Linked DNA regions of Homo sapiens: region 2 is linked to region 1. A link is an interaction called in ENCODE POLR2A ChIA-PET data of the cell type or tissue named here. Cell type or tissue: PC-3. All regions are shown on one strand. Links, peaks and the distances in the headings refer to the core of each region. The heading gives the core; the rest is flanking DNA.

Region 1 (9,531 bases), core at 2,467-7,466:
ATGAGATCTAGGAGCTTTTTGGATGAGTCTTTAGGGTTTTCTAAGCATATTATCATATCATTGATGAATCGTGACAATCTGAGTTATTCTTTTCCACTTCAGATGCTTTTTATTTCTTTCCCTTGTTTGATTGCTCTGGTTAGGACTTCCAGTATTATGTTGAATAGAAGCGGTAAAAGTGGGCATCCTTGTCTTGTTCCAGTTCTCAGGGGGAATGCTTTAAACTCTTCGCCATTCAGCGTAATGTTGCCTGTGGGTTTACCTTATATGGCTTTTGTTATTTTGAGGTAAGCCCCTTCTATGTGTATTTTTTTGAGGGTTTTAGAATAAAGGGATGTTGAATTTTATAGAATGCTTTTTCTGTGTCTATTGAGATGATCATATGGTTTTTGTTTTTAATTCTATCTATATGATGTATCACATCTATTGACTTGCATATGTTAAACCATACCTGCAACCCTGGGATGAAATCTACTTGATCATAATGTATTATTATTATTTTTTGATGTGCTGTTGGATTTGGTCAGTTAGTATTTTGTTGAGGATTTTTGCATCTATGTTCATCAAGGATATTGTAGTTTTCTTTTTTTTGTTATGTCCTTTCCTGGTTTCGGTATTAGGGTGATACTGGCTTCATAGAATGATTTAGGAAGGATTCCTTCTTTATCTTTTGGAACTGTTTCAGTAGAATTGGTACCAATTCTTCTTCGAATGTTTGGTAGACTTCAGCTGTAAATCCATCTGGTCCTGGACTTTTTTGTTGTTGACGGCAATTTTTGTATTACTGATTAAATCTTGATGCCTGTTGTTGGTCTGTTCAGGGCTTCTATTTCTTCCTGATTTAATCTAGGATGGTTTTATGTCTCAGGACTTTATCCATTTCCTCTAGGGTTTCTAGTTTGTGTGCATAAAAGTGTTCATAGTAGCCTTGAATGATATTTTGTGTTTCTGTGGTATCAATTATAATATATCCAGTTTCATTTCCACTGAATAATTGAGCATATATGGATATTCTCTTTTTTTCTTGGTTAATCTTACTAATGGTCTATCAAATTTGTTTATCTTTTCAAAGAACCAGCTCTTAGTTTCATTTATCTTTTGTAATGTTCTTTTTGTTTCAATTTCATTTAGTTCTGCTCTGATCTTTAATATTTCTTTTCTTCTCTTGGGTTTGGGTTTAATTTGTTCTTTTACTCTAGTTTCTTGAGAAGTGATATTAGGTTGTCATTTTGTGCTGTTTCAGACTTTTTGATGTACACATTTAATACTATGAACTTTCCTGTTTGGGCTGCTTTTGCTGTATCCCAGAGGCTTTGATAAGTTCTGTCATTATTATCATTCATTTTCAAGAATTTTCTAATTTAGACCTTGATTTCATTGTTAAACCAAAAATTATTCAAGAGCAAATTATTTAACTTCCATGTATTCGTATAGTTTTGAGAATTCCTTTTGGAGTTGATTTCCAGTTTTATTCCACAGTGGTTTCAGAAGACCCTTGTTATGATTTCGATTTTTAAAAATTTATTGAGACTTGTTTTATGGTCTATCATATGGTCTATCTTGGAGAATGCTCCATGTGCTGATGAATAGAATGTATATTCTGTATTTGGGAAGACTGTTCTGTAAACACCTGTTAAGTCCATTTGTTCTAGGGTATAGTTTAAGTCTGGTGTTTCTTTGTTGAGTTTCTGTCTTGATGATCTTCTAGTACTGTTGGTGAAGTATTAAAGTGCCCCACTATTAGTGTGTTGCTGTCTACCTTATTTCTTGGGTCTAGTAGTAATTATTTTATAAATCTGAGAGCTCTAGGGTTAGGTGCATATAAATTTAGGATTGTAATATCTTCTTGTTGGACTAATCCTCTTATCATTACATAATGTCATTCTTTAACTGTCTTTTTTTAACTGTTGTTGCTTTAAAGTCTGTTTTGTGTGATATAAGAATAGCTACTTCTGCTCACTTTTGTTTCCAGTTGCATAGCATATTTTTTTCCACCCCTTTACCTTAAGTTTATGTGACTCCTTATGTGTTAGGTGGGTCTCTTGAACATAGCAGATATTTGGTTGATTTTTTTATGCATTCTGCCATTCTGTATCTTTTAAGTAGAACACTTAGGCCGTTTACGTTCAGCATTATTATTGAGATGTGAGGTACTGTTCTAGTGATCATATTAGATGTTGCCTAGATACTTTGTTTTTTTTTTTTTCATTGTGTTATTGTTTTATAGGACTTGTGAGATTTGTGCTTTAAGGAAGTTCTGTTTTGGTGCATATTTGTTTGTCAGCATTTGTTTGTCTGAGAAAGACTTTATCTCTCCTTCATTTATGAAGCTTAGTTTTTCTGGATACAAAATTCTTGGCTTACAATTATTTTGCTTAAGGAAGCCAAAGATAGGACCCCAGTCCCTTCTGGCTTGTAGGGTTTCTGCTGAGAAATCTGCTGTTAGTTGGATAGGTTTTCCTTTATAGGTCACCTTATGCTTTTGTCTCACAGCTCTTAAAACTCATTCCTTCATGTAGACTTTAGATAGCCTGATGACTATGTGCCTTGGTGATGATCTTTTTGCAATGAATTTCCCAGGAGTTCCTTGAGTTTTCTGTATTTGGATATATAGAGCTCTACCAAGGCCAAGGAAGTTTTCCTCAATTATTCCCTCAAATAAGTTGTCTAAACATTTAGACTTCTCTTTTCCCTCAGGAACACCAATTATTCTTAGATTTGGCCATTTTACATGATCCCATATTTCTTGTACACTTTATTCATTTCTTGAGATTCTTTTTTCTTCATCTTTGACTGGGTTAATTCTAGAGCCTGATCTTTGAGCTCCAAGATTCTTTCTAGTCTATTGAAGAAACTTTTCCACTGTATTTTGCATTTCCCTAAGTGTGACTTTCATTTCCAGAAGTTCTGACTGGTTTTACTTCATGACATCAATCTCTCTGGAAAATTTTCATTCATATCCTAAATTTAAAAAAAAAATTTCTTTATGTTGTTTTTTACCTTTCTCTAGTATCTCCTTGAGTAATTTAATAAGCAACCTTCTGAATTCTTTATCTGGTATTTCAAAGATTTAATCTTGGTTTGGATCCATTGCTGAAAGCTAGTGTGATTTCTTGCGGATGCTGTAGAACCCCATTTTGTCATATTACCAGAATTACTTTTCTGGTTTCTTCTTATTTTGGGTGGACCATTTCTTCAAATTGTTCTTAAATTTATTTTTGATTTGACTGTGTTTTTTTCTTTAATTTCTTCTTTTCCCTCTTAAGGATCTGACTTTAATGTTTATCATTTATTATAGCCTAATTTGATTCTTAATGCTTTTAGTGGGGAAGACTCTGTAGGAGTTCCTTAAAGAGAGTTTTTGTGCGCTGGCTTTCCCAGACGCTGGTTGCAGTAACCATGCATTTGGCCTGTGGGTAAGTTCACTGTCTCCTGTAGGGTTGGAATGGCTAGGATCTCTTGAAGCTTATCTCATTCTCCCATGGTGTACACCTTTTTATTTATTTAATTTTTTCCCAGTATTTTATTTACTAAGCTGATGATTCAGCCTTCAGGCCAATAGGAGAGGTATCCCTGGGGTAGGTATTGGTGGTAGCTAAAGAGATGCATAGATATATCTAATGGTGGGCAGAGGTCCCAGCCTTGATGAAGGTGCCTGGGGGAGCTCTAAATTAAATGTGCTGAGGTTTTATCAGAGTGAAGGGTGGAAGCCACCTCAGCTCCCCTGCCAGGCAAGCAGGAAAGCTATCCACCTTCCTGTCCCAGTATTCCAGCTATTCAGATCAGACAGGTAACTCTTTGCATCTGTAGGAATGTTGATGTTCCAAGTAGAGAGGAGTTGTGACTCTGCAAGCCTGAATTTGAGAAGTGCTCCTCCTGTGGGGATGCAATCACCCTAAATTGTTCCTGGAAGGCCATCTATATGTGCATCTACACTGCATTCCTCTGGGAGAAGCCCCAGCTGTGTGTGCAGTGGTGTACCAGTGGGAAAAGGACCCCCTTTCCAAGCCCCTTTATGATCAGAGATGCTGCCTGATTGTTGGGGTAGAGGTGTAGACTTTCTTTACTGCACCCAGCACTGCAATTGTGTCTCTGCTATAAGAAACGTCCCACTAGTGGAAAGATCTGGGACTCAAGGCCTGCCATTCAGATTCTTTTTCCCATGGGATGTTCCCTTGATGTGATGCTCTCCCCCTTCCCCTAGGAATGAGACTTCCTGAGACCCAGACCACAGTGATTGTTAGTGCTCTTCTGGGTCTAGATACCCAGTGGGACTACCACACTTTGAGCTGATGCTGGGGAATGTCTGCAAGGGATCCAGAAATGTGAACTAATTTCAAGTCTCCCAGCAGTGTACACCAGCACCATCTTTGATGGAGATGGCAGGGCAGTTACATACACTCTGTGAGATTTCTTGGTTGGAGATAAGGCTTAGTGTGCTGGATTTCTCAAATGAGAGTTACAATTGCAGTGAACTTGCCACATGGACAGGCTCAGGACCTCTGGTTAGTCAGGGTGTTGTACGCAGTGGTGATATCTGAGGTCACATAGTCATTTTCTCCTTCCTGGGCGCATTCTACCTAGAGGTGCTTAATGGACTGTGTTGGATGGCCTCCAGCCACGAGGTGGCATTTGCAAAAGAGCAACCAGCTGCAGTAGTAGCAGTGGGATTTAAGCTTGCCATAAGTTGCTGCAGGAAAGTGTTGTTTTTTTTTTTCCTCAGGTGACAGGCAGGGCTATAAAGTTCCCCAAAGTTTATGTCCTTTGTGTTAAGCTACCAGGGTGGGTGAAGGGGCACAACCAAGTGAGGGCAGGGTTAGGCGGGTCTGTGCTCTGACTCTTCTTGAGCTGGGCTAGCTGCGGCCACTGTGAGGATTGGGAGGTGGTTCTCAGGCCACTGGGCTAATGTTCCAGAAGGGAGTATAACTGCCTCTTCTGCACAGAAGAGTTCACAAAGGTAGTGGGGAGGAGCAGGCAGCAGTAAGCCTCACCCAGCTCCCATGCAGTTGGCGAGGCTGATATCACTCACTCAGTGCTCCAATAACAAAGGCAAAAGATGACTCAGATAAATAACGGTGACTAATGTGTTTACAAAATTAGATGGCAAGATAGAGAATTTTACTCAAGAACTAAGGTCTATTAAAATCATACATAGGTAAATTGCTAAACTAAGAAATAAACAATAATTTAATTAAAAATTAATTACATGAGTGTAATAGCAGTTTGGAGACAGCTGAAGAGAGAATCACTGATCTTGAAAATAGGCCACTAGAAAAATATCCAGGCTGAAGCATGTACTAAAAACGGAGGGGAAATAATGAAAAGAGCTCTTAAGACATAACTAAGAAAGTCTAATATATTCGCAGATGGAGTCTCAATAGGGGAAATGAGAGAGAATGGAGCATAAACAATATTTGAGGAGATAATGGTCAAATTTTTCAAAGTGGTAAAAAGCCATACACCCACAGATTTAAGCACTATGAATCCTAAAGAGACAAATATAAGGCACTTCATAGTAAAACTGCTAAAAATGAAAGACAACAGAAAAATCTTATAAGTAATCAGATAAAATGTGACACACTCCAAGACATACTCCTTTCAAACAGACACAATAAAGCTACAGCTGACTTCTTGAGAGAAACAATAGAAGTCAGAAGCCAACGGATTACCATATTTAAAGCCTGAAAAAAAATTAACTGCCAATCTAGAATTCTATAACCTGTAAAAATATTCTTCAAAAGTTTGGGTGAAAAAAGGATATTTCTGGACAAAGAAAAACTTACTCAAAAAAAAAAAAAAAATCAGCTAGGCCAAGCGCAGTGGCTCATGTGTGTAATCCCACACTTTGGGAGGTCAAAGTGGGCAGATTGTTTGAACCCAGGAGTTTGAGAAAAGCCTGAGCAACATAGTGAGATCCCATCTTTACAAAAAACAAAAAACAAAAAACAAAAAAAACAAAAATTAGCCGGGCATGGTGGCACACACCTGTAGGCCCAGCTACTCCAGAGGCTGAGGTGGGAGGATCACTTGAGCCCCGCAGGTTGAGGCTGCATTGAGCTGTGATCGCACCACTGCACTCCAGCCTGGGTGACAGAGTGAAACCCTGTCTAAAAAAATAATAATAACTAGAAGACACTATGAATGAAGTACAAAAGATAATTTTTCAGATAGAGGAAAAATGATTCTATATAAAGATAAAGATGCATTTTGTAGTAGCTGGGATATCTACTAACAGAATATTAAAAATAAATAAACAACAAGCTAATAGAGGGAGAATGGTATACTCACATGAATTTTGGTTTAAAAAGATACAGCAAAAATATAAAATTGAATACAAACTACTGAGAAAAATAGAAAACAATTATAGAGATGGTAGCAATAGGCTGGACACAGTGGCTTATACCTGTTATCCCAGCACTTTGGGAGGCCAAGGTGGGGAGATCACTTGAGGCTAGGAGTTTGAGACCAGCCTGGCCAACATGGTGAAACCCTGTCTCTACTAAAAACACAAAAATTAGCTGGGCATGGTGGTACACATCTGTAATCCCAGCTACTTGTGAGGCTGAGGCATCAGAATCACTTGAACCCAGGAGGTGGAGGTTGCAGGAAGCCAGGATTACACCACTGCACTTCAGCTGGGAGACAGAGTGAGACTCTTTCAATTAAAAAAAAAAAAAAAAAGATAGTAGCCCTAAGTCCAACTTAACACTAATAACATTAGATAGAAATGTATTAAATCCTTCAATTAAGAGACTCCTGTTGACTGGGTGCAGTGACTCACACCTGTAATCCCAGCACTTTGAGAGGCTGAGGTAAGAGGATTGCTTGAGTCTGGGAGGCCAAGGTTGCAGTAAGCCATAATCACGCCACTGCTCTCCAGTCTGGGGTGACAGAGATAGATCCCATAAAAAAGAAAGAAAGAAAAAGAAGAAAGAAAGAAGGAAAAAAAGAAAGAGAGAAAGAAAGAAAGAAAGAAAGAAAGAAAGAAGGAAAGAAAGAAGGAAAGAAAGAAGGAAGGAAAGAAAGAAAGAAAAAAAGAAAGAAAGAAAGAAAGAAAGAAAGAAAGAAAGAAAGAAAAAGAAAGAAAGGAAAGAAAGAAAGAAAGAAAGAGAAAGAGAGAGAGGGAGGGAGGGAGGAAGGAAGAAAGGAAGGAAGGAAGAAAGATTGTTATTAGATTGGATTTACACATAAAAATCACACGCCACTTGGAAGTGTCACATTAAATATAAGGACAATGATGGAGCATATAAAAGGACGGAAATAAATATAACAAACAAATACTAATCAAAATAATACTGCTAATATCAGACAAAGGAAACAAAGGTAAGAAGCAATTGGAGAAATAAAATACATATTTCAAAATGTTGAAGGGTCAATTGATTACTAATATTCTAATGTTCTAATTTTCATGAGCCTAGTAATATAGCCTAAAAATGTGTATAATAAAAGGAAAACCAGGTAATATCACAACCATAGTAGAGGACTTTAACACATTTTTTCAGGAATCAAATGAATAAGCAGGAAGAAATGTATCAGTAAAGATAATAAAGATCTAACGGTATGATTAACAATTGCTCAGAGTATACTCTCTGACCACAGTGGAATAAAATTCAAAATCAATAACAAAAAGTTAATAAAATCCCCAAATATCTGGAAATGAATCAGTATATTTCTTCATACCACATATAAAAGAAAAACAATGTAAATGAGAAAATATTTTGAATTAAATTATTATGAAATCTGACAAATCAAAACTCATGGAATGCAGGAAAAGCCATGCTTAAATTAACGCTAATATAGTTTTAGGTGCATATATTAAAATATATTTAAAGGCCGGGAGCGGTGGCTCACGCTTGTAATCCCAGCACTCTGGGAGGCCGAGGCGGGTGAATCATGAGGTCAGGAGATCCAGACCATCCTGGCTAACACAGTGAAACCCTGTCTCTACTAAAAAACACACACACACACACAAAAAAAAATTAGCTGGGCGTAGTGGCGGGCCCCTGTAGTCCCAGCTACTCGGGAGGCTGAAGCAGGAGTATGGCATGAACCCGGGAGGTGGAGCTTGCAATGAGCCCAGATCGTGCCACTGCACTCCAGCACTCTAGCCTGGGTGACAGAGAGAGAGACTCCGTCTCAAAAAAAAAAAAAAAAATATATATATATATATATATATATATATATATATATATATATATACACACATACATATTTAAAAACAAAATATCTAAGTAATAATTTAAAGAAGTTAGAAAAATGACGGTAAATTAAAGCCAAAGAGAGTGGAAGGCAGGAAGGCAGAAATATAATAGCAGAAATTAATAACAGAGAAAACAAATGCACACTAGAGAAAATCAACACAGCCAAAAATTGGTCCATTGTAAAGATAAGTAAACCTTTAGCAGGATTAATTGAAACAGACAGAGGCAAAAACAGAGAGAGAGAGAGTGAGAGAGACAGAGGGGGAGAGAAAACGCACAAGCACATAAACATCAATTTCAGGAATGAAAAAGGAACATAACTATAGAATCTGCAGACACTGAAAAGCTAATCAGAGGGTATTATAAACAACTCAATAGCAACAGACTTGAAAATTTAAATGAAATATACAAATTCCTAGAAAAACTAATACAAGAAGAAATTTTAAAAATCTAAAGTCCTCAATCTATTAAAGAAATTGAATCTACAATTAAAATTCTTTCAATAAAAAAAACTTCAGTTTTTTTCCTGTCTGTGAATTCATCTAAACAGTTAAAAAAGAAATGTTGTGAATCTTACATAAACTCTTGGTGATAATGGAGAAAGAGGGAATATCAAAACGAGATGAAGAAGACATTACAAGAAGGAAAACTACAGATCAGCTTCTCCTGTGAACATATTTGAAACAGTCCTTAATAAAACACAGGGAGTTCTCACTTAGCATGGTAGTCAGGGGGTATAAAATTGACGATGCAAGCTGAAGCCATGCAAACTGAGCTTAATAATCAATGGGGAAAATTGTAATTCTTTTTTCACGAACTTCACAAATTTTGGTCAAAATATTAACAACTCTTTTAACTAGTAAAAGTAATATTTAATTAGTATGCTGTGGTTTATAACATTTAATACATTGAGATAAGGTGTTTTGTTTCTTTGTTAAAAAAAAACTTATCACGAGTTTTCTGAGGAGTGTTTGCTTTCTTTTTGTCATATAGCTGTGAATGAAGACAGCATCTTTTCCATTCCTTGGTAAACTGTCATATTCCTAAGTTAGATTCACTTCTAACATTTTATCCTTTGCACTTACAATGTTGTGAAATATCTCTGAGAGTTCCTTTAATGTGAAGTGTTTTTTTGTTTGTTTGTTTTGTTTTTTTGTTTGTTTTTTGCCAGCATCACTTTCTGTGGGACATCTTCATGCTGTTCGTCATAACCCCTTTCTTCATTTATGTCAATGAGCTTACCGTCACTAAGTTCCCTGGCCGCACGTCTAGAATCTTGAATGGAGGTAGGGTCAGCATTTCTATGGTTGGCTATTTTTCCTTTGAATAT
Region 2 (9,531 bases), core at 1,994-6,993, 71 kb before region 1:
TCCAAATATCAACTCAAAATTATCAGCCCCATTACGAGGGAAGCAGGTGGGGCAGGCACAGAGGGGTAAATTTGCCCACAGTTGCAAAGTTAATAAGTATTAATAGTAAAAGTAAGATTTGAAGCCAGGCATGGTGGGCTCAGTCTCCACTAACGCTGGCTCCCATGCCACTGTACTGCTCTCTTGGAAAGATAGGGACCAGACTGCCTCCAGCGACAGAGAGTTACCTCCAAGAGGTCACCTCCAGGAGGTAAGCGACTCCACCAAGCAGGGGCCCCAATACTTGCTGGGTTCTCCTTAGACTGAAGTAAAACTGTCTCCTTCAACTTCTATCATTTTGTCCCAGTTCTGCTCTCAGGAATACCCTTGAAATTGTAAATTTTCTCTTCCACATAAAAACCATAATCTTGTAGATTTAGATGTCACACATTTATATGCCTTTACAAATGTTCTACAATTATTCAGGGTGTTTTATCCCCTCTACACTGAGATAAGCCTCCCTTTTGTTCATCATTCTGATTTAGTGAGACTTTATAATTACTAGAAGAGGATGCATACAGAAATGTGACTTTTCCAAAGTATATTGAAAGCTAATTTTCAAAATGGTTGGAAAACAGACACACTCATAGCGCCAGCTAGAGAAACATGTGCGTCCAGGAGGGCTACGTGTTTGATGCATGGGTCTGACAATCACCATCTGTGCTTTCCACAGCGGCGACCACGCCATGCAGGGATACTGCAAGGTAAAGATGCAATCAAGGACTTACGAAATAACATGGCAGTGGGCTCCTGGGTTGATTAAATCTGAACATTCTCGCCATTGTGTGTCCCTGCATGGTGACGGTGACAGTGACGCTGGGCTCCACGTTTACTGCCCTGTGAAGCCATGCCGGGGGCCAAAGCCTGAACCATTTTTTTTTCTTATTCAACATACTACAGACTAGCTATTTTTGAAGAGTTATTTACAAGGTAGTCTTTCTGATTTATGACAATTTCATTTGTGAAAATAAGAAAATGGGAACTCTGAATCCAGCCAAGGTTATCGTGAAGGAGATGCTTTCAAGTAAGCTAGATGTGTACCTAGCTTTGCTCTTTTCTTTCTGTTTTCAGGGAAGTTTGGATGATTATTTCACCCATGCGACCAAGAATGAGCCTTCGCACTTCTGGAGAGACAGAACTCTGCAAATAGAGCTGAGGGAATACTCAAAAGACAGATTTGGGAGTTCTAAGAACTCGTGCAGTAAAATGACAGCAGAGGAGAAGGGGCAGGAAAATGTTACCCTAAGAGCATGGCTGGCAGGAAGGAGTGAGGCTGGGTCCACTGATCCCCACTACTTAGCAGGAAAATGCCACCCTACAGGGCATGGCTGGTAGGGAGAAGCCAAGCTGGGTCCATTGATCCCCGCTACTTAGCAACGCTGTCTTTGTTATTTTGAGTTTTCAATTTCCATGAAAAAAGGGCAGGAGATTTTTGTTTATTAACCCTTTTCCAGTTTGCCCTGAGAATACTCACCAGCTGGAGGCGTGTGTGGCTGCAGTATTGATAACTTTACTGCAAATATTTTGCTTTTATTATTATTTTTGCATCACTCTAGCATATCGACTTTGGAAACAAAAGACATCATTCTATTTATAGCATTCTAACTAGTGATATTTCCATTTACAAAATATAGTAATTCTCGACAGCTAAAAATGTCAAATCCTAGAAAATGTAGCATTCCTACACATGATGTTAACATCGTTCTGGAACAGTGGTTGGCCAAAGATTCACTTGATGAATCTGATTTTTTCCGAAATAGATGATTCTGATGATTCAGACGATCTTGATGTTAGTTCTGTTTAGCAATAACTCCAAGAACAGTTTTTATATTTCATCTCCACACTGAAAATCAGTAAGATTTGCTTCAGCCTCAAAGAGCATGTTTATGTAAAATGGAGCGCTGGCAGTGAGCTGTACGTTTTTGTTTTTGTTTTTGTTTTCCAAACAAGAGAAGGGTTAAAAGGGGGTCTGGGCTAAGAAACACCGATCTGGGCCAGACGCCGGGACCAGCATGCAGCACTCTAGCAGCTGTGGCTATGGTAGGTGCGCTCTGGGGTTCTACTCAGTGTGCTTGCTCTCTCCATCATCATCCCTAACATGAAGCTCAGAGAAGCTTTTCCGTGGGAAAAGACTGGGCCTGACCACACCATCAGTGCAGGTTATGAAGTATGTAGAAGATGCCAAGAGTGAGCACATCAAGACAATGATGTGAATCCAGAAAGCAGCAGAAAGTCAGCTGTGGACCAGTGGAGCATTGAAGGGCAGGGGACTGAGGGGCAGCAGGAGTTTCTTTATAAGGGGCAGGACTTAAGCCCTATTTAGATACTAAATTAATGAATTCCTTACATGGATCAAAGGAAATGAAGCTAAAACCACCAATATCAAAAGTAGCTCTTAATAGTTTTATTTTCCCTCCCGATCCAGTTCATTTGGGGATTTAAAAGAGAGGTGGGGAGACTAACTCAGGAGGGGTGCATTTTAGAAGCACAATTGATCCTCAGTATCCATGTCATGGATTCAACCAATTGCAGGTTGAAAATACTTGGGAAAAAACTAAACAATAAAAAACATTACAATAGTAAAAACACTACAAGTAAAAAAGCAATTAAGTATTAATATAATAACTGTGTACTTTGCATTTACGCTGTGTTAGGTATAAGTAATCTAGAGATGATTTTAAGTATGTGAAAGGAAAATAAATCTCAGGTCCCCAAAATCACTAAATCAAGGGAAAAGTAAAGCTGGGAACACTCAAGCTGTGAACTATGTCAGGCAAACTCGCCTCCCATCTTATTCCTAAACAAAATAGTGACAGAGATTCAAAAGCTACACACCTTCCTCACAATTTGCCCATCAGGAAATTCCTTGTGGACAAAGGACAGACAGAACTCAAAGTCATCCCAGTGGGCCTCACTGACAAATGCATGAGACAAATGCATATCTGATTGCTTCCTCAGCCCTGTGGTTTCACTGAACCAGAACAAGGCATAAGTGACTATCCCTCTACCTTCCTCTCACATGTAAATTGTGTATTTCAAGAAAAGCTAATCAGAGACTCAAAAGAATGCAACCATTTGTCTCTTATCTAGCTGGAAGCCCCCTCCCCCACCTTGAGTTGTCCCACCTTTCCAGACGGAACCAATGTAAATCTTACACATACTGATTGATGTCTCATGTCTCCTAAAATGTATAAAGCCAAGCTGTGCCCTGATCACCTTGGGCACATGTCCTCAGGACCTCCTGAGGCTGTGTCACCAACGCGTCCTTAACCTTGGCAAAATAAACTTTCTAAATTGGTTGAGACCTGTCTCAGATATTTTGAGTTCACAAGTATAATGGTGGATGTTTGTGGGTTATATGTAAGTATTACTCCACCTTATATCAGGGACTCGAGTAGCTGCTTTTGGTATCCATGGGGGTCCTGGAACCAATCCCCCAGGGATATCAGGGGATATAAGAGCCACAGAGATTTTTCCTTAGTTGTGTTTTCTTTCCAAAAGTTAAAATAAAGAATTTAGCCTCTACCTACAACAAACCAAACTAAAACCATAGATACAAAACAGCAGCAGCGTGGTTTTTCATGGTGCTTCCTCCCTCAGGGACACCCTGGCTCCAAATCTCAGCCCTGCCTGATCCTTCCTGCCCCAAACTCTCATCCATTAGGTGGCCAGGTATGGCCGATGCTGCATCCTAAATACTTGCTACTGTCAAATGAAAGGCAAGAAAAGAGGCACTTCATCTGAAAGAATTACTGCAAAGGTGTAACAAACTGCTGCCATAGCGGGAGGGGGACTAGGAACAGGGAGAAGCCCCCTCCCCTGCGCTGCGTCTGCAGAGGCTCTGTGGCTAGATGGGAGAAAACAAGGCTATAAAGGAGAGGCCTGGTGGAAGAAGCCTGGTCTGTTAGCCTCAGAGAATGTTTCGCCTGAGGACAACCTATTTTCCTGGAGGGGCCCTTCAGGAAGGCTGTCTGCTTGCTCAGGCTGAGGGTGGGCCTGGGGGAAGGAAAGTCACTTAACCAAAGGGTGGTTAACAAGTACTTTGTCCCCATTTGGCAAAAGAGGTCAGCTAATCATTTATGAGGCAAAGAAAGGGCATTTGGAAGGACTGTGTCTGGCCTTGTCTGAGGCAGTCAAGGGGTGATCCACCAGACTTCTCTAAGTCACGTGGGGAAGGGGCGTTCTTTGCAATCAGTCATTTTCCAGGACACAAAGGTTGGGGTGATTACTCAACCTTTGCTGTTTTCCAGGATCCCTAAGGGTCAGGTAAAAGTCAACATTGTCTGTTCCTGTCCCCTCCTTTCTGTCCTCACTGTCAGCAGCCTGGCCAGCTGCCACTTGCAGTCACCTGGGATAGTCTCTGCCTTCAGGCTCCTCTATTCCAAGTCTCCTCCAACCTGCCCTCAGAATTTTTCTCTGCCATAAATCTAACTAAGTTATTCTCCTCAAAATCAAGACAAAATGAAATGACAAACAAACCAGATACTCAGTTAAGATGATTCCTGAACTTTCTCTCATTAAGCAGAGGATGAAGGAACACTCTTTAGCATGGTGTCCAAGACACCTGACTCACAGTCCCACCTACTGCCTCACCACAAGTTTCTTTCTGTCTCAGATGTGTCTCTGGTGTAGTGCAGCCAGATAGCCACAGAGCCTTGAGGATGCTGTCCTAGTTCTCTGCTTTTGATTATCAAATCTGCCTAGCAGAAACATTTTTCTCATATTTATATTTATTGAAATTCCACCCACTATTTATGGCCTAGTTCAGATGCTATCTTCTCCTGAAAATGTCTGATTCCCACAAAGAGAATCAATTGGTTTCCCTCTTCCAAATGTCTTGGTTTGAGGTTGCAAAGCAGCACTTACCCTATGCTACCCTGTAACTGTAATAGCTGTTTCCACCTTTATGCCCCCACCAAGGAAGGGCTCACTCTTTCTTCTGAGCACGCCCTACCTTCCTCAGAGTGTGCTGTGCTTCATAAAAATGTGTTGAATGGAATGAAAGAAAAGAACATGTTTTTCTATTAAAGTCATTTTAAACATGCTAATCAGCAAGGAATATGGCTGTGAGCATTTCTCCTCATCCTCCTAGAATCATACAAAAACAAACAACGAAGAAAATAAAGGAAACACCATAAATTCCATTTTCAGTGAAACTAGAAGGCAGATAAATTCCCTAGATTCAATATATCTGTAAAAAGGGCCAGAAGCAACTGTGATTGGCTAGAAGATATGCAGGGGAAGGGAAGAAAAGAAGGGCTGAGTGGTGGCCGATCTCCTGGGTGGCCACTGCCAGAATGCAAAGGCACATTCCTTGCTTGTACAAATGGGGACAGGACCTTGGGTGAGCAGGGTTGGTATAAAAGAAGCCCTACTGGACTTAGTTTTGTTCAAGGAGTTAGAGTTTTCAGGGCTACACAGAGAATAGTCCAGAGGAGCCATGTTTGCAGGAAGCACTCTGTCTCAGTGTCAGGCAAGAGAGAGAAACCTTTTAGTTGGAAAGCCTAGCCCTCATTTCCTGTCAATATAGATGTGTGTGAATAGTTAGTTCAGGAAAATTGAACTCATTAAGTAATGAGTGAGCTCAGAAAAAAGAAAGAAGAAAAAGAAAAAAAAATGATATGGTGTTGTTATAAAGATGCCATGAGAAAAATGTGAATGAGACCAGTAAAATCTATTAAATTTTTAAAATGTATCCATAAAAATATTGCCACTGAGGAGATGAAAGAGTGATCAGACATTCTGACATGTTTGGAAACACAAAATAAAGCTTAGTGAGGCAATTATCTCTAGGAAGGAAGAAAATAAAGTAGAAATGTGACAATTCGAGGAAGAGACAGCAAGTCAATAAAAGGCAATGCAGAACTCCAGAAAGAAGTAGAGGAGAAAAATAAAACCATTACAGGAATAGAGATGGAACTCGAAGGAGCAGAAAGGGAGAATGGACCTTGCATAACCCGGAGTCAGGATTATACTCATAAAAGATAAAAATGAGAAAGTCAAGCAAAATGAAATTTAAATTTAAAAAGAACTTAAAAAACATTAGAGAAGGTGATTCAACACATACATAATTAGTGTGTCTGAGGAAAAATCAAAACAATGAAACAGAGCAAATATTTAAATATATAATAAAAACAACCCTTTCCTAAATCTATATATGTGAATGTACTTGAATCTATATATCATAAGGGCATACCATGTGCCACATTCAGTGAATTGGAATGCAATAACAAGACCTATCTTAGTAAAGTTTTTGGAGCTTAAAGATAAACACTCATTACAGCATCCAGTCAAGCATCACATATTGTCTCAAAACTTTCAAAAACAAAGGACAGGAGTGATGTTAGGGAAGATGGTGGGTAGGAAGTGCCAGGAATCTGTCTCTCTGCCTAGACAACAATTGCACTGGCAGAATCTGACTGATAGAACTATTTTGGATCTCTGGAGTCTTGCAGCTTCCGGAGGTCAGCTTAGATGGTGGTAAATCATGGCTAATTTTGGTCAATTTCAGCTCTTAGAACAGTAGCAACTACTCACTTCCCATCCTCCAGCCCTGTGGCAGGCAGCTGTGCCAACAATCTGGGTGCAACTTGCATGTGGCTTTCAAGAACCAGGGTGGGCAATAAGTACCTTGTCCTCCAAATATTGAGGATCTGTGTCCTCATAACTGACTATGAAGGTGCAGGCCAGAGGCCTTTATAGCAATCCCCATTGCCTAAAGTGGCTTCCAGGGTATGTGAAGATAATTGCCTTAAAAAAATTTCCGTCCAGTTTTCCCCTTCTGGGGAGCCAAACATTTAAGGATTAGCACATTTAAAAGCAATAACATATACAAGGGAATTTAGTAAGTCACCATGCACGACCAAGGAAAGCAGTGGGCTCAGAAATGACCTGAGAAGACCTTAAGTTTACACCTCATGCTGATGTCTGGCATGGAGCTACCATAAAACAATTAAAAAACCCCAAACAAACAAAAACCAAAATCAGAAGCAGCAAACCCTGGGGAAGGCGGGGAATCTGATTAATAGAGATACTATATTATGAGATTCAAATGGTCAGTTTCAACAACAAAAAAATACGTGGTATATGAAAACAGGAAAGTATGACCCACTCAAAGGAAAAAAATCAACAGAAAAATAACTAGAATGAAAAATTCACTAGAGGGATACTAAAGCAGATTTGAGTAGAAGTAAGAATTAGTGAATTTGAAGATAAGACAATTGAAATTGAGTATGAGGAATATAAAGCAGTAAGATTAAAGAAAAGTGAAGAGTCTAAGGGATCTGTAGGACAGCATAAGCAGACCAATATACACATTGCAGGAGTTTCTGAAGGAAAAAAGAGAGGGAGCAAAGAGCACAGAGACAATTTGGAGAAACAATGGCTAAAAGCTTCCCAAATTTAAGGAAAGTCACAGATTTACAAATCTAAGATGCTCAACAAACTCCAAGTAAAGTAAACCTCAAGAAGACCCACAATGAGACATACTATAATCGAACTTTCAAAAGCCAAATACAAAGAAGGAATCCTGAAAGCACCAGAACAAAAGTGACTCATCATTACAGGAATCTTCAAGAAAGTTATCGAAGAATTTCTTAGCCAAAACTTTGCTGGCCAGAATGCAGTAGAATGATATACTTAAAGTGCTGAAAGAAAAAAATAAAATCATCAACCTAGAATTCTATATAAGCCAAACTCTCTTGCAAAATTTGAGAGAAACTTAGTAATTTCCAGACAAACAAAAGTTGAAGGCATTCATTTTCAGTAGACCTGCCTTGTAAGAAATGCTAAAGGGAGTCCTTCAAGTTGAAATGAAGGACTCTAGACACTAATTTGAAGGCATATGAGAATATAAAGTTCTCTGGTAAACAAAAATACATAGACAAATATTTAAAAAACAGTATTACTGTAATTTTGGTTCGTCACTTTGCTTCTTATTTTCTACATCATTTAAAAGACTAATGCATAAAAACAATTATTAGCCTATGTTTTTGGACACGTAAAACATAAAGATGTAATTTGTGATACAAGTAACTGAAAAGTAGTGAGAATGGAGCTATATAGGAGCGGAATTTTTGTATGCTATTGAAATTAAACGGGTAGAAATTCAAATTAAAGAGCTACAATTTTAGGGTGTTAAGTGTATAATGTACATGGTCATCACAAAGAAAATAAGTACAGAGTATATACAAAAAGAACTGAAAAAGGAATTTCAAATTGTCACAACAAAAATTCACTAAACACAAAAGAATACAATAATGTAGAAAATGAAGGCTAGAAATCCTATATGGTATATAGAAAACAAACAGTAAAATGGAGGCAGTAAGTCCCTCCTTCTTAGCAATTACTTTAAATGTAAATGAACTAAACTCTCTAATCAAAAAACAAAGATTGGCAGAGTGGATAAAAACCATAAGCCACTTATATTCTATCTATAAGATACTCATACTCATCTTAGATCCAAAGACACAAACAGTTTGAAAGGGAAAAGATGTAAAAGGATATTCCATGCAAAAAGTATCTCTATTTATAGAGATACTATATAAAATATAGTATCTCTATTTATAGAGATACTATATAAAATATAGTATCTCTATTTATAGAGATACTATATAAAATATAGTATCTCTATTTATAGAGATACTATATAAAATATAGTATCTCTATTTATAGAGATACTATATAAAATATAGTATCTCTATAAAAAAGGATATTCCATACACAAACAGTAACCAAAGAAGAATGGGGCACTTATATTACTATCAGACAAAATAAGCTTTAAATAAAAAAGGTTACAAGAGAAACAGAAGGGTGTGATATATTAATAAAAGGTAAAATACAACAGGAAGATATAACAATTATAAACATACATCTAATAAAGGACTCTCAGAATACAGGACACAAAAATGAACATAACTGAAAAGATAAATAGACTATTCTCAAATAATGACTTGTGACTTCAATACTTCACTCTCAATAATGGATAGATCAACCAAATAGAAGATAAGTAAATAAACAGAGGACTTGTATGACACAATAAACCAATGAGAGCTAACAGGCATAAACAGGACACTTTAACCAGCAGGATATATATTATTCTCAATTGCACATGAGGCATTCTCCAGGATAGACTATATATTAAGCCACAAATCATGTTTCAATAGATTGAAAAAGATGGATATCATATAATGTATCTCCTCTGACCACAATTAGGTGAAATTAAAAGTCAATAACAGAAGAAAAACTGGAGATTAAACAACACATTTTTAAATAATCAATGGGTCAAAGAGGAAATCACAAAGGAAATCAGAAATATTGAGAGACAAATTTACATAAAAACACCTCATAACTTATGTGATGAAGCATAAACAATGATAAGAGGCAGATTTATAGCTGTAAATGCTTACATTAGAAAAGAAGAAAGATTTTAAGCCAACAACCTGACTTTATACCTGAAGGACCCAGAAAAAGAAAAACAAATTAAACCCAAAG

The links. Peaks named below come from ENCODE experiments on the same cell type or tissue, not always from the same donor. Only the 100,000 strongest peaks of a DNase experiment are listed, where the experiment ranks them.
Region 2: POLR2A ChIA-PET joins it to region 1 with 7 read pairs; 2 of 35 experiments call an interaction of 5 or more read pairs at or near these places.

What each region holds. Positions count from the first base shown.
Region 1 is chr18:6,064,728-6,074,258 of GRCh38, forward strand. All of the region lies in intron 16 of L3MBTL4 (L3MBTL histone methyl-lysine binding protein 4), which reads right to left. Among named protein-coding and RNA genes, the nearest start is that of TMEM200C, 170 kb to the left of the region's middle. In PC-3, for the core only: a CTCF peak has its summit at 4,646 (motif pointing right); a DNase peak (open chromatin) is centred at 5,004; H3K4me3 peaks cover 789 bases; H3K27ac peaks cover 3,694 bases.
Region 2 is chr18:5,994,467-6,003,997 of GRCh38, forward strand. The region is part of intron 16 of L3MBTL4 (L3MBTL histone methyl-lysine binding protein 4); the gene reads right to left. Among named protein-coding and RNA genes, the nearest start is that of TMEM200C, 100 kb to the left of the region's middle. In PC-3, for the core only: no CTCF peak of the experiment used is centred there; no DNase peak of the experiment used is centred there.